Linked DNA regions of Homo sapiens: all the other regions are linked to region 3. Evidence: chromatin loops called from intact Hi-C (ENCODE). Cell type or tissue: heart right ventricle. All regions are shown on one strand. Each heading gives the region's core, and the rest is flanking DNA. Links, peaks and the distances in the headings are about the cores only.

Region 1 (4,745 bases), core at 853-3,352, 750 kb before region 3:
CTACTACCTCAGAGTAAGCCACATTTAAAACTCAAGCTTGCCGCAGACATTTCTATTTTGAAACTGTGGCTTTCTTTAAAACTGTAATTTGTATTAAAGTGCATATTTATGTAATTGTTCTATATACTACCATATGTTGCTGTAACAATGTATTAGAGATACAAGCGTAGTAAAAATAAGACTACTTTAAGCCAATGTTTCCATCAGACAATCATCAGTATTACTCCAGCGCAGCAACCCAACACTCAGCTAATACAAACTGGCCTTCAGACCAGGCTCTGCTCACTCACTTTCACAAAGAGGCAGTAATAATAATGGTGTGTGCCATAGTTGAGACAGAAAACTGCATCAGTATCTCAGACTTTTAGACGTTGGTATCAGGCAACCCTGTCCCCACGTGTTTGTCTCCCAATCCTGTAAGTTCCAGATCCCAAGGTCAGCTCTCCTAGTTGCTGATGTTCTATCTTTTAAAGCGCCCATCTTGGGTTATTCCTACTATTACAGTAGGATCTCTCAAGGCATTTTCTTTATAAGCTTTGGTTTCTTGTTCTTATTTAGATGTCCTGAAGTGCCTTCTTGATTTCTTTTTTTCTCTGGCTTCAGACCCCTACATGGCCAGAGGCCCCAGGGTTTTGCCTTTCTTCTCCCCCTCATCTCCCTCACTCCTGAGGTCTGTCCTCTAATGTAGTGGCCCCCAACCTTTTTGACACCAGGAACATGTTTCATGGAAGGCAATTTTCCCACAGATGGTGGGGGGCGGTGTCGGGGAGAAGATACGGTTTCAGGAAGAAACTGTTCCACCTCAGATCATCAGGCATTAGATTCTCACAAGGACTGCGCAATCTAGATCCCTCTGATGTGCATTTCACAATAGAGTTCGAGCTCCCATGAGAATCTAATGTCACCACTGATCTGACAGGAGGCAGAGCCCAGGCAGTAATGCTTATTTGCCTGCTGCTCACCTCCTGCTGTGTGGTCCGGTTCCTAATAGGCCACCAACCAGTCCGTGGTTGGGGAGTTGGGGACCCCAGCTCTAGTGAATCTCTGTAGGCCACTCCAAACCAAAGTAAAATTAAAAATTAAAAAAAAATTTTTGAGTTTAAAAAATTCAAATACCTAACATTTTTAACATGCTTTGAAAACCCCTCAGGAAGCCCTGTAATTGTTTCTTATTGGTAAGTAACATTTGAATAAAAAGAACTTTGTTTATTATACCTGATTTTAATTTCACGTTTTGAGAAATATATACTGGATAGATAGATTTAGTTTCATGCAGTCATGTTTAAATTATATATCCAAATTAACTTGCATTATATATCTGCATCGTGACTTTACTTGGAAGGCATTAAAGGCTAATAAATAGTATTCACTATATCAAATATGTACTTTCACACATATCTAAATAATTATATATTAGCATTTCTACATTTAATAATTTTATTTGTAAAATTTAATACATAATATTATCTGCAATTATTTAATCAGTGAGCGTTCAAGGGCATGTCAGATTAAGATTAACCTTAAAAAGCTTATTTTTAATTATTTTCCGTTGTTTTTTAAACAAACTTCTCTCACAAAATTTACATCCAAGCTAACTGGTGAAGAATAAAACATTACACACCTATACATGCACACATACAAAAGGACTCTATTTCAACAGCACATCAGGCCTTTAAAATATAAACAATCAAAAAGGAAAATGGTTGAAACAGAAAAAATAACTCAAAACTTTAAAAGAAATGTCATGTAAAAAGCAAAATGCTTAAACTGAAAATATAGCATTGTACCTTATCAGCTCACATTTTACTTTTGAGTCATCCAAATTTTGTCATCCAATTATTTTTGAACCCTGTATATTAATTTTTCATTAGGATTATCTTAATAGGAAGTTTTATTATTTTTGCTTTTATACAACATTTTACTATAGCAATTTATGACATCTTGACTTGGTTGTTCGCAATTTGTTTCTGTCCCCTTTAATGACAAAAAGAAGAGGAAGAAGACGGAGGAGGAGGAGGAGAGGGAGAGCAAGAGGAAGAAACAAACCAAAGAATAAAAAAAGTTTATAAATGAGCAGTCACTGCAGTAACTAAGCCAAGTTTTATAAAGCAGAGGAAATATTCTCATTAGAAGCAGTGCTAAATTAAATAATAGATACAGGTTTTTTTTAAACTGGGATATTACTCTTAGAAAAAATATAAAACTTAATTTATGATCTCCTCAAGACACACATTCTATTTATTAAATACATTTGAATTAAAGGGGGGGTTAAGGAAAATGATAAAACTTACAGTTAACTTTTACCACTAGATGGAGCCCAGGCATCTATATGGCAAAACTCCCACTGTGTTTACATTTGGCTGTATTTGATTACTTACTGAAAATGACATATAATCAGTTTAACCTGAAAGGGGTAAGGGATGATAGGTGTTTTTTAGAATATAGCGTCTTGGCAAAATGTAAATTGATGAAAAGTGAACATGACTTCTCTTTAGAATCCTCCCTCCTGAATACAGATCTTCCATCACATAAAATACACAGACCTCTTAACTTTTGTGCCTGCCTCTTCGCATTCTACCTATTTTGGGAAGGCCTCTCAAGGATGCTTACTAATGCTCTTAAGGTTATTCCAGCTCCTCTTGCCTTACTCTTTTCTGAACCCACTGATTAATGAAATATTCATTCTTGGTGTTGACCATATATTTCTCTTACGTGTGCTTACAGTAATTTCACATGAAGAAGTGGCTTTCTCTCCCCATGGCAGAATTATACCATAATACCTATGAAATGGATATAAGCTTCAAAAATACAAATGGCTAACTTGGTACAAACAGATACCATTCATTTTGTTTCATCTTTAGGCCTCTGGGAAGTCTATGTACAAAAGGCATAGCGAAAAAGAAAAAAACAAAAACAGAGATTTGGTGCCCTCTGCCATTAATAATTAAACTTCCAGAAATTATCTTGGAAAAGATTACCAAACTAGAGATCCAGAACCAAGACAGTAAAGTTTTATAAGCTGCTGCAAAGTTTGCCATTTTCCAGAGGCTAGAATTTGGCATTTTTTGTCTTAATGTAAATTGTTCTGTTTTTGATCAATGCTGAAAGTTCATAACATATAATATTTGTAATTTTGTGAAGGCAGAGATTTGAATCCCATATTGTGTTACGAAGCCTTTGTGCAATGAGTGACCCTCTGAGCTTAAGAGTAGGTCTAATTACGTTCCCAGAACAGGCATCATAACCTGGCTCGGTTTTCAACTTGCTGTTCTTTGGAAGAAATGTTTTTGGACTCATCTACTACACCTCTATTTGATATTTTCTAGTTTATATTTGCATTTAGTGGAAAGACAGCTAAAAATAGAAAATGCTTGGGGCTAGGTTTCCATGAAGAAAAAGAAATAAGTGTTGGAGAAGACCAAACATCTTGGGATATGGCAAATTAATCAGCTACCAAAAGGCATGCTTGGAACCGGATACAAAAAAGAAAAGCAGCAAGTGTAGGAATGACTGGGGCTGAGTCTCAGACATCTTTCTGGAGCTTCATTCACTCACATGCAAAGATCATTTGTTCAACACCTAGAATGCATCAGCCACCAAATTAGGACCACACATCCATAAATATTAGACAACTGAGAAATTTAGGAGTTTAATGAGAAAAGGAGATTAGAAAAGAGACTACTATAGCACAGTGATATGGGAACTATAAACGACAATGGGAGACTATATAGGAAGGTTATTTACGTTGAGGGTATATGTAATTAAGCCCTGAGGGGGAGAGAAAGAGAGGTTTTCATGAAAAAATGATAAACTGATTTCTTTCTTTTTTTTTTTTTTTTTTTTTTTTTGAGACAAGGTCTCACTCTGTCACCCAGGCTGCCAGGCTAGAGGGCAGTGGCTATAGTGTTGCCATCACAGCTCATTGCAGCTTTGACCTACCAGCCTCAGGTGATGCTCCCACCTCAGCCTCCTGGGTAGCTGGGGACTACAGGTGTATGCCATGTTGCCGGGCTAATTTAAAAAAAAAAATTTTTTTTTGGTTGAGACAGGGTCTCACTATGTTGCCTGAGCTTGTCATGAACTTCTAGGCTCAAGCGATCTTCCCCCATCAGCCTCCCAAAGTGCTGGGATTGCAGGTATGAGACACTGTGCCTGGTCAATACACTGAGTCCTTCCTTCCTTCTTTTCTTTTTTATTTTTTTTCCAAAGTCTCACTGTCGCCCAAGCTGGAGTACAATGGCACAATTTTGTCTCACTGCAACCTCAGCCTCTCAGGTTCAAGTGATTCTCCTGCCTCAGCCTCCCAAGTAGCTGGGATTGCAGGTGTGTGCCACCACACCCGGCTAGTTTTGTATTTTTAGTAGAGATGGGTTTTCTCCATGTTGGCCAGGCTGGTCTTGAACTCCTGACCTCAGGTGATGGGCCCACCTCGGCCTCTCAAAGTGCTGGGATTACAGGCGTGAGCCACCACGCCCAGCCTGATTTCTTAAACAATGAATAATTGAGGCTAAGTAAGGAAGGAGTCTTGTGATTGAAAAGCAAGAAAAGGAGATTCTTCCCATAGGAGCTGTGTTAATTGTAAGAAATTCCCTCTTTCTGAGAGGGAAGTACAGGAATAATTGAAAGACCAATCTGTTGCTGAAGAATCTAACCATAGCTAAAAGGGTCTTATTTTGCTATGCCTCATGCCCGGAAGCAGCCATTAAGGGTTTCAGAGGACAGAGGGAAACTCACATTTTTATTTC
Region 2 (4,745 bases), core at 1,199-3,698, 770 kb before region 3:
TCCTTAAAGATTAAAATCTTTGAAAATGACAATTAAAAAATACATAAATCAAGGAGACTGGCATAGAGCTTTTAGCGCAGTACTTGTTACAAAGCAGGTATTTATTTTCTAATATATTAGCTGTTTTCAATTTAAAAGTCTATTTTCACTAGACTGTAAACTCCATGAAGAGAAGCCTTTTTGTTTTGTTTTGTTCATTGCTGTACCTCCATCATATGGTACGGTTGCTGGAATACAGTATGTGTTCAATTCATGTAAGTCATGGAGCAGTCAACTAGAGTTAAGCTTCATAAAGATAGGACTGAAGCCATGAAATTGTTACTGAGAGTAATAATTTCTGCAGGCATTACATCTTGACTATGTTTGTAAAAAATAAAGTCAGGAAAAGTATCTATATATTTGTAATCAGTACAAAACCACTGCAAACTTGGTTGTATTCAGTGAGTAAATCTAAAGGATCTTGAAAGCTGAATGTCTGGGATGGTCAATGAAAACCCAGGAGGAACAATCCACACAGGGAGAACAGAATTAATTGTATTCTTACAGCCATTTCTCAAAAGACAGCTCAAAATGCAGATGGTTTTGAAAAAAAAGTGCAGCCCACAGATGATATTAAGATGGCGGCACAGATGCAGAGAGAAATGTATCTTAATAGTGACTTTATAATATGCTGAAAATACCAAGGAGTTTTCAGAATGGTACATTCAAATTATAAAATAGTATCTATCCCCTAAATTTTAATTAAATGTCAGATTTTCTGTATTTTTGGCTTATTTTTGTATTTAAGATACATTAGGTAAAAATAAAGATCTTTTTTAACATAGAAAAATACTAGCAAGATGAATGTCTAATTGTGTATTTGGCATCAAACAAGGAAGAGAATGGAAAAACAGAAAAAAAAAAGAGAGAGAAGGGGTGGTGAACATCTGGGGTGGTTTCTTTTCTGGAAACAGGAACAAGGTCATATCCCACCCAGTGAGAAGAAATGACCCCCTAAAAAATGTAAGTGATCTTGCTTGACCTGTGACGCGAGCATGGGGATGACCTCGGCTGTTTAACTGCAATGTGTGTTTCTTGTTAGAAAAAGTGAGAGAGTTGTGCTCTGCCATAAAAGAATGTGAGGAATATGAAGGTGCTAAAAAGCAGAAGAAGGAAGTGGAGCATGGGGAACTTGATACAAGCTATGGAAAAATGAAATATTAAGTTAGCCCTGACTTTAGAAATGTTTGGTAGAAAAGAAAGATACAAGGAAATACATGTATGTATACTCTTGTATGTTTACCCCCACACACAGCACATACACATATATTCTTGTTGCTGTGTTTAATTGTGAGGATCAATTCTTTCTCTGATAATCTCTTAAACTTTTATCGTTAAAATCATGATATAGACCTGGAAGAGAATAGGTCTGTGGGTATATCTCTAATAGCTCAAAATATCCAATACGATTTTCCATGAACTCCTAGAGGCCCAAGTCTAAAATAACAAACTTGTGTTAGTTCAATTTTCAGTCCTTTTACATATAACAATGCCACGTCAATGCCTTTATGCAATGCTTGACGGCATCCTCTTAATTTTTTATTCTATGAAATAAGTGGGCTCTCTGCTCAAAATATTAATAGCTGGAAAATTCCCCCATTACAATACAAATGAAAGTTAACTTTAAATGTCTTGACCTACATAAACTCCTAACATTTGTTTCATCTTTTAAAGTCTCTTTCATCCCTTTCTCTTCTCCAGCTCTCTCGATCCCCTCAACTCCCTTGAGGTCTTCTCCACAGAGCCCCATTATTTAATAACAGCGTACCCAGCAAACAGCTGTGGAAGGGAAGAATTGGATTGAAATTCAAGGCCAAACCAGGACAGAAATTTTGGGTACAATCTCAAATCTGTTGGTATAAAGAAAACTGAAAATTTTTGAGTTTTCAATTTTGCTATTACTAAATGGTGGTGATTTAGGGTTTGTTACATCAGTTTTATTACAGAAATATAAGGAAGATAAAGTGGAAAGATTTGGGTTTGTCAAGTTATTTGTAATAAAAATCTTATTTATTCAGTTTCGTTATGAGTCAAGGGTTCGGTTTATCTGTTTCAAAAGTCCCTGATTCGTACTTTATAGGGCCATGATTTGTCAACAGTCCAATGAACTCAAATAAACCGACATATTTATTTTATAGGATGTTGTCTGCATGAATGGAGATGAAATTACTAGTAAATTGTCAACTAAAAAATACAGAACTGGAAAATGATAAGCCTTCCTCTAAGCCCACCATCATATATTCTCATGAAAATCTGAGGCATTATTATTATTCTTTCAGTTACACACAATGTTTAAGAAGAAAGTCAACTATAACAAATGATTTAGTTAAATCTTGGAGAGCACACTGGATAAAAATTTTCTCTTGCTTCCCCCTTCCCCCAGGGTTTCCCTCCTGCCATCTCAAAGCAGGATGAGCTAGTTGACATTGAGTAGTTAAAATCAAACTTAATATTAAGAATATATAGTTATATTTGAAATATATAAATAAAAGTGTTACTAGAAGTGATTATCCAGTAACTTGTGGTAGCACCTATCTTAGGTACTTATTCATCATCTCACCATGGATTTTCTCCTTATTTTCCTTTTACCATCCTGCTATTCTCCACCAGAGGGCAGGCAGGGGCAAGGACAAGGCAACCTTGTCAGGCAATCTGGTTAAAAAAAAAAAAAAAAAAGTTTGATAGGACAGGAAGTGAAAAATATTGCCTAAAATAAGGTTTGAAGATTATCTGCCAATTTTGTATATTTTTCCATATCCCCATCTCTCCTTGATATGGAAAAATGAGGATTGGCACTTATTGTGAGCAATTTGAGTAAAGTATTTTCCGTGCATCTGGGTTCACTGGTGAAACATGAATGATCAAAGTTCAACATGTTGCATCAATTTCTTTTCACCTGGCAAAATGAGTTTTTGTGCCAGTTTTTAAACCTTGTGTTTTCTGTAGTTACTTCCTGTGAGTCGAATGGTTATATTAAATATGAGTAACAATTTATAATTTTACTCTGACAGAAATTACTTCAAAATTACATTCCTATATATATATTTATATGATTTGGCTGTATATCTGATCTAGAATTTGTAAAGAAGATCTGGATTTTACTGTAGACATGCAACTAATTTACTAGGGTACTATAGTTATATAAGCAACTCGGTTTCTACTGTGTCATTATAAATGAAGACTAGAATTCTAGAGAAATCATACGGAAGATTCTGTGAACTGTACTTGTTTTTCCTCCAGAAAGGCACTAAGAATGTGTAATGAATCATTAGTAAAATGGCACTATGGGTACATGAACGAACCTAAAAGAACAAATCTTTTTTTAAAGACTGATTTCATTTTAAAATTCCAGATAACAAAATTTTAAAGCAACCAAAAAATCAAGTATCTTATTTTTTTCTGGTAATTCATAAATTCTAAACATTTAAATATGACTAACATAAATTTTATGGTAACTATAAAAAGTGTATCTTTTGATTAAGAAAAACTTTAAAGAATAATTTAAAGGCTAACAGATTGCATCCTTCAATATCTACTTTAATTAACCGACTGCCATTACTCACTTTACATTTCCTTTCACATCACATTGTACTCATCTTAAATGGAATCAAAACTTTGACATGCACTGACATTGACTTCATTAAATGCAACGTTTTGACATTTTTGAAGGTCTTTTTTTATTTCATACTAATAAATGGAAAGGGTTTTGAATTTCAATGGCTGAAAGGAAGTCAGATTTTAGTTATATGAATCCAGGGTAACTTCATTCATGGATCAAAAAGACCCCTTGGGGCTTACAAAATCTTTATTATTTTCAAGCTACAAAAAAATAGTTTGGTAGAGAACTGGATAATAGGAAACATATTCTTCTGCAATCAATGCACTTTGGGGTGGTTTCCAGCTGTGAGACAGTCACTCAAACTTAAAAGTTCTCCAAAGTTCTCCTTGGCCTGGAGCCCAATTTCACTTATAACAGAATATGACTGTGTAAAAAAAAAAAAGCATTACAAAATATGGCAATTTGTGTTACCTTGCTAAAAAGTTAATATGGTTTATGGCACTATTAAGGATTGTTAATGCTTCAAATAGTTAGATTTTAATGTTTAGAATTAGCACAATTTAAGTTTTCACCTACTATTTTAGATTGTACTAGTTCTTATAGGCTGAGGAATATGTCCCTAAACTAAGATTTCTACTTTATTATGCTAAGTATGCCACATTGGAAAGGGCTGTTGGAGAAACATAAATTATTCAGTTAGTGTATAAAATATTATTACAATAAGTTATAATCATAACAGAGGTAATGAACTCTTTGTATAAAATAGTTTGCAATATTAAATGCATACGTTACAATCATGAGAAATAATCATTAAAGCATACTGAATTTTGGTGAATTTTAATATAGAAAGTTGTACAAAGATCTACACTTAAAATTATTCAAAAACGAAATAATTATAAAGTGATTCCAAAAAATAAGTTTCCATTTGTAATTTTGCAGTTCACCCATCACTAATAGGACAAATCTACTAGTAATGATGATGACATTCATATATTACAATATCTTATTATCCAGTCTAGTTATCTAGTTGTTAACAGTCTTGTGAGAGGTGAGGACATAATTTATATTCCCTTATGACAGACTGTTCTGCGGCCATAAAACGTGGGAATCCTTGTTTGACATGACTTGTCTTCAAAAGCCAAGCCCA
Region 3 (4,745 bases), core at 942-3,441:
ATTCAGCAAGGGAACTTTTTCCCTCCAATCTTTTATGTAAGAGTTTTCCACCTGAATTATCGAGACAAATAATTCTTTCACTTTCTAGTAAAGATGCACTTAGAGAAATTAGCATTTTTTTGTTTTGAAATCTGATTGTTGGCAACCAACATGTTTTCTTGATAAAAGTAAATATCTTTCAGAGACACTGAACAACATAAAACACAGACATCTTAAAAGCTTTGTGGAGGTAGTCAGGCCATGAATAAAATCTAAATAATAACAAGCCAGCTGTGTTTTCAATATCTGTCAGATTTTATTTATAAAAATGTAGAAAAAGCACAAAATCCAAAGGTGTTTATTCAAGTTTCTACACTGCAGCACTATTTGATATAATGAAATACTGGAAACAATTTTAATATATATTAATAGAAGTCTGGAGTCTGAATAAAAGATAGGATTTTATGCAACCATAAAAATGAAGTACTTCTGTAAGTACTGACACGGAAACATCTTAAAAATACAGTCAAGCCACTGAAGAATATTTTTCATATGACCCAATTTTTATAAAAAAATTAAGGAAATATGCATATATAATAACCTGTTTATATACAGGATTGCATGTGCTAGAAAATATTGGAAGAGATTTCAACCTGCACAGAGAACAGCAAGGTCAAAGGGAAGGAGAAAAAATATTTGTTTACCTTTTAATCGTTATCCTTCAGTACAATTTACATGTTTTTATTTATCTACAACCAATATGTGCTAATTTCATACTGAACTTTTCTAAACATAAGTAAAATAAAATGTGACGGGTAAGCCTGGCTTTTGAGGTAGGTTGGAGGTATGGTTTTACTTACAAAGGGGAGTAACGAAGGAGCCGACCTAGTCCTAAAATCATTCAGGAAAGGAGAGGCAGATGTAAAAAAAGTATGTGAAGAGCAGCCATATCCCAAGTCACTTATTAAACGGCAATGTACAATCAAAATAACTTTGTTGTTTCCCTGTTGACACATCAATTGCAAAGGTGTGTGTGTGTGTCTGTGTGTGTGTGTGTGTGTGTGTGTGTGTGTTATTGCAATGGAAAAGAGAACAAAAATGTTTTCATTTAAATAGAAGAAGCAATATTCAGTAACTGGAGGAGTTAGTGAAAAACTCTTGTGGCCACTGATAATAACAATAGGTAACTAAAAAAAGAAATCAGTTAGAAATGGTTTTCAAACAGCTAAGATCATAAGAAATTAAGTTTTTTCATTAAAAATAAATTTGAAATAACCATACATGTGCTTTTTTCCTTGCTGAAAATTATGTAAATTCAAATTTAAAATGTACTTTAATATATAAGGAGCTAATAGCATCTCGATTTTTCATAAAGACTTTCCTTTCGAACTTTGAAAATGCTGTTTCATTGCTCAATGTTTCAGAATGAATTATAGAAATTATTTTTAGTTTATCTCCAAATGATCAAACACAAAAAGTGCAATCCAAAATCGAACTTGGAGTCTTATGTTAGAATTTGACCGTATTTCAATTTACGGAAACCAGGAAAAACATATAAAATATTTAATGAAAATACAAAAAAAAGTTAAAATACAGGCCATTCATTCTAGGAGAAGTGCTTTTACTCTTGAGAAATACTAACTGTTATTTTTCCTAAGGCAGGTAGCAGATTGTTGCTTTAAACTTGAGAATTAAACATTTGATTTTGCTACTATGTAAACAAAACAGTTGCCCAGTAAAAAAGTTTATCTGGGAACACTGTAACAGAAAATGACAGACTAACAGGTAAATATTTTAATCATATCCATGGCAAATAAAAACAACAACAAACCCCCCATAATTTGATGAAGCGTTCTCCTACTCCAAGATGCTTTACATTGTTAGATGCAAATAATCTATATTTCATTTCGAGACAATGATTTTAAATTCTGAATTTTCACATATAAACATATTAATGTTACATAGTATATACTAATTTTTCCTGTCAGTTTTTCTTTGCTCATCAGAATATTTAATAAAATGTGAATGAGAAAAAGTTAGAATATAAAAGATTCTAGATATTTGCACTCGAATCTTGCTTTCCTGCCAGTTTACCAGAAGCAAGGCAACAAGCAAAAGGAATTTATGATGTTATACTCCCTCTAGTGGGCATTTTTTAAATGGAAAGTTCAGCAACCTCCCTGCAGGCGCCAGTGCATTTTGAGTTTCATGATTCTCACCCTCCTGAATGGGAAGGTTCTTTGCAGGTTACCCTGTGATGGAGAAATTCTAGAGTAAATCAGCTTATGATTTGCCTAAGTGTCGTTCCCTCAGGAAAGCTACCGTTTCTATCTTAATATAAGTATTGTTAGGAAATTACGTCTATAATAAATCCAAATTCCACTCTTTGTACCATGTAATTCTTGGGCCTCATGAAGAAACTGGGAAGAGTATACTCTCTTTCCCATTCTGCCAATCCTCATGGTATATTTTTAAAATATCTCAGAACGAGAGTAGCTACTAAAAATGTGAAAATCAGTAACATTAAGAAGCCATTTTAAAATAGGTTGTTTCAGGCAGGGGTAACAAAATAAGAATGCATTATTAATAATCCATGAAATTAGAAACATCAAATGGTTATATTCTTTGCCATTATATATGCCATTGCCAATCACAACCAAAACTGCGTGTTGAATCCCATAGACACTAGTTTGAGCGTAGAAAATATGCCCCAACAATGTTTAATTCAAATTTTAAAATGTTTTTCTCTTTGTATGAAACTATATAATTAATTTCTATTTCATGGAAGATCTCGAGCAACTTATTATTTTTGCTAGCCCACAGCAGCAGGAGAGCCCTGTGTGAAGCCTAAAAGGCCTCAGAAGACTCACCGCTCAAAGGGTGAAGCAAAAATATGTGTAAAAAACAGCAAGATTTTGTCAGAGTAAAGTGACTCAAGGTATGTCTATCTCACCAGATGGTCGAATTCATCTTCCCAATTTAAAAGGGTTCATACTACCAGGCATAGTGGCTCACACCTGTAATCCTAGCACTTTGGGAGACCAAGGTGGGCGGATCATCTTGAGGCCAGGAGTTCAAGACCAGCCTGGCTAACACAGAGAAACCGCATCTCTACCAAAAATACAAAAATTAGCCAGGTGTGGTGGCACACACTTGTAGCCCCAGCTACTCGGGGGAACTCAGGCATGAGAATTGCTTGAACCCGGGACGCTGAGGTTGCAGTGAGCCCAGATTGCGCCACTGCACTCCAGTCTGCACAACAGAGCAAGACTCTGTCTCAAAAAAATAAAAATAAAAGGGTTCATAACTGGAGGTTCCTCAAAAAATTAAAAATAGAACTATCATATAATCTAGCAATCCCACTCTGGGTATATATCCAAAGGCAATAAAATCTCCACCTTGAAGTATCATATGTACTCCCATGTTCATTACAGTGTTATTCACAATAGCCAAGATATGTAAATAACCTGTGTCCATCAATGAATGAAGACAATATGGTATGTGTATACAATGGAATATTATTCATCCTTCAAAAAGAAGGAAATCCTGCCATCTGTGACAATGTGGATGGACCTGGAGGACATTATACTAAGTGAAATAAGCCAGAAATGGAAAGAAAAATACTGCATGATCTTACTTATATATGGAACTAAAAAAAAAAAGTTTAACTCATAGAAACAGAGTAGATGAGTGGTTACCAGTGGTCAGGCAGGGGTGGGGACAAGGATACATTAGTCAAAAGTCACAAACTTGCAGTTATGAGTATTTCTGGAGGCCTAATGTACACTGTGCTGACTGTAGTTAATAATATTGTTACTAATCTTACTTTTGCACCAACCTAATATATACTTAATATTTGCTAAGTGAGTAGATCTTAAGTCTTCTTACCATACACACAAAAGGTAAATTTCTGAGCTGATACAGATATTAACTTGATTACAGTAATCATTTCACAATGTATCTCAAAACATCACACTGTACACTTTCAATATATACAACTTCTGTCATTTATACCTCAAAAAAGCTGAAAAATAGGATAAAGACTTTTTTTCCTCAAATTCCTACCATTATATTATATACCCTTTGAGCAGAAAAAATCTTCCTGTCTCTCTGAGTTGGCACAGAACCTACAACTAAGTTGATACTTAAGCCATGCTTATTGTTGATGAAGATGAAGCCCCAGAATGAATGCTTGGGCTTGCCAACATGTATTAATTCCCATTTGTACCATATGACAATTATTGTCTTTTGGATTATCTGCTGCTGAAAGAAGTGTTTTTGTGGGAAGAGGGAGTCAGAAAATGTACGGAGATCCATGTGATCCTGGACAAGCCTTGTGGTGTGTGACAGTGGGGAAATCTTGGCAGGCAGAACACTATCAACATAGGATGAGATGGTATTTGAGAGAGAGTGGTAGAGATACCAAAGATACAAACCTATCAAGTGCCAGCTCGGATCTGCTATGCCACAGAAAAGAAAGCTTAACCTTTTTTGAAAGCAAAGTGCTACCTATGCCAGAGAATTAAAGGACTTTTCTGCAGTAATTCTATCTGCCCTAGGTCTCCTCAGAAGCATGACTTTGTAAAATCATTGCACAATTATTGGGGGTGGGAGTCGTGAGGCAGAGGAGAGGTATCGGGACAGGGACCACTACATGGCAGCAAATTTACTTGTAGATTAGATTGCTTAGGCACCTATTGAAGATTGTACAACTAAACAACAACGTAAGTGCACCAAGCAATCTAAGGCAACATTTCTCACAGCAT

Evidence for each region. Peaks named below come from ENCODE experiments on the same cell type or tissue, not always from the same donor. Only the 100,000 strongest peaks of a DNase experiment are listed, where the experiment ranks them.
Region 1: a loop joins it to region 3, with 14 times the contacts of the local background. A loop is called at or near these places in 50 of 110 quality-filtered maps.
Region 2: it touches region 3 in a loop (4-fold over the local background); 57 of 110 quality-filtered maps call a loop at or near these places.

Annotation. Positions count from the first base shown.
Region 1 is chr7:15,323,918-15,328,662 of GRCh38, forward strand. All of the region lies in intron 12 of AGMO (alkylglycerol monooxygenase), which reads right to left. Among named protein-coding and RNA genes, the nearest start is that of AGMO, 240 kb to the right of the region's middle. In heart right ventricle, for the core only: a CTCF peak has its summit at 2,308 (motif pointing right); no DNase peak of the experiment used is centred there.
Region 2 is chr7:15,302,544-15,307,288 of GRCh38, forward strand. The region is part of intron 12 of AGMO (alkylglycerol monooxygenase); the gene reads right to left. All of the region lies in intron 1 of LOC124901592 (a long non-coding RNA gene), which reads left to right. Among named protein-coding and RNA genes, the nearest start is that of AGMO, 260 kb to the right of the region's middle. In heart right ventricle, for the core only: a CTCF peak has its summit at 2,653 (motif pointing right); a DNase peak (open chromatin) is centred at 2,662.
Region 3 is chr7:16,069,318-16,074,062 of GRCh38, forward strand. No RefSeq gene overlaps it. Among named protein-coding and RNA genes, the nearest start is that of CRPPA-AS1, 140 kb to the right of the region's middle. In heart right ventricle, for the core only: a CTCF peak has its summit at 2,126 (motif pointing left); no DNase peak of the experiment used is centred there; H3K4me3 peaks cover 1,179 bases; H3K27ac peaks cover 1,094 bases.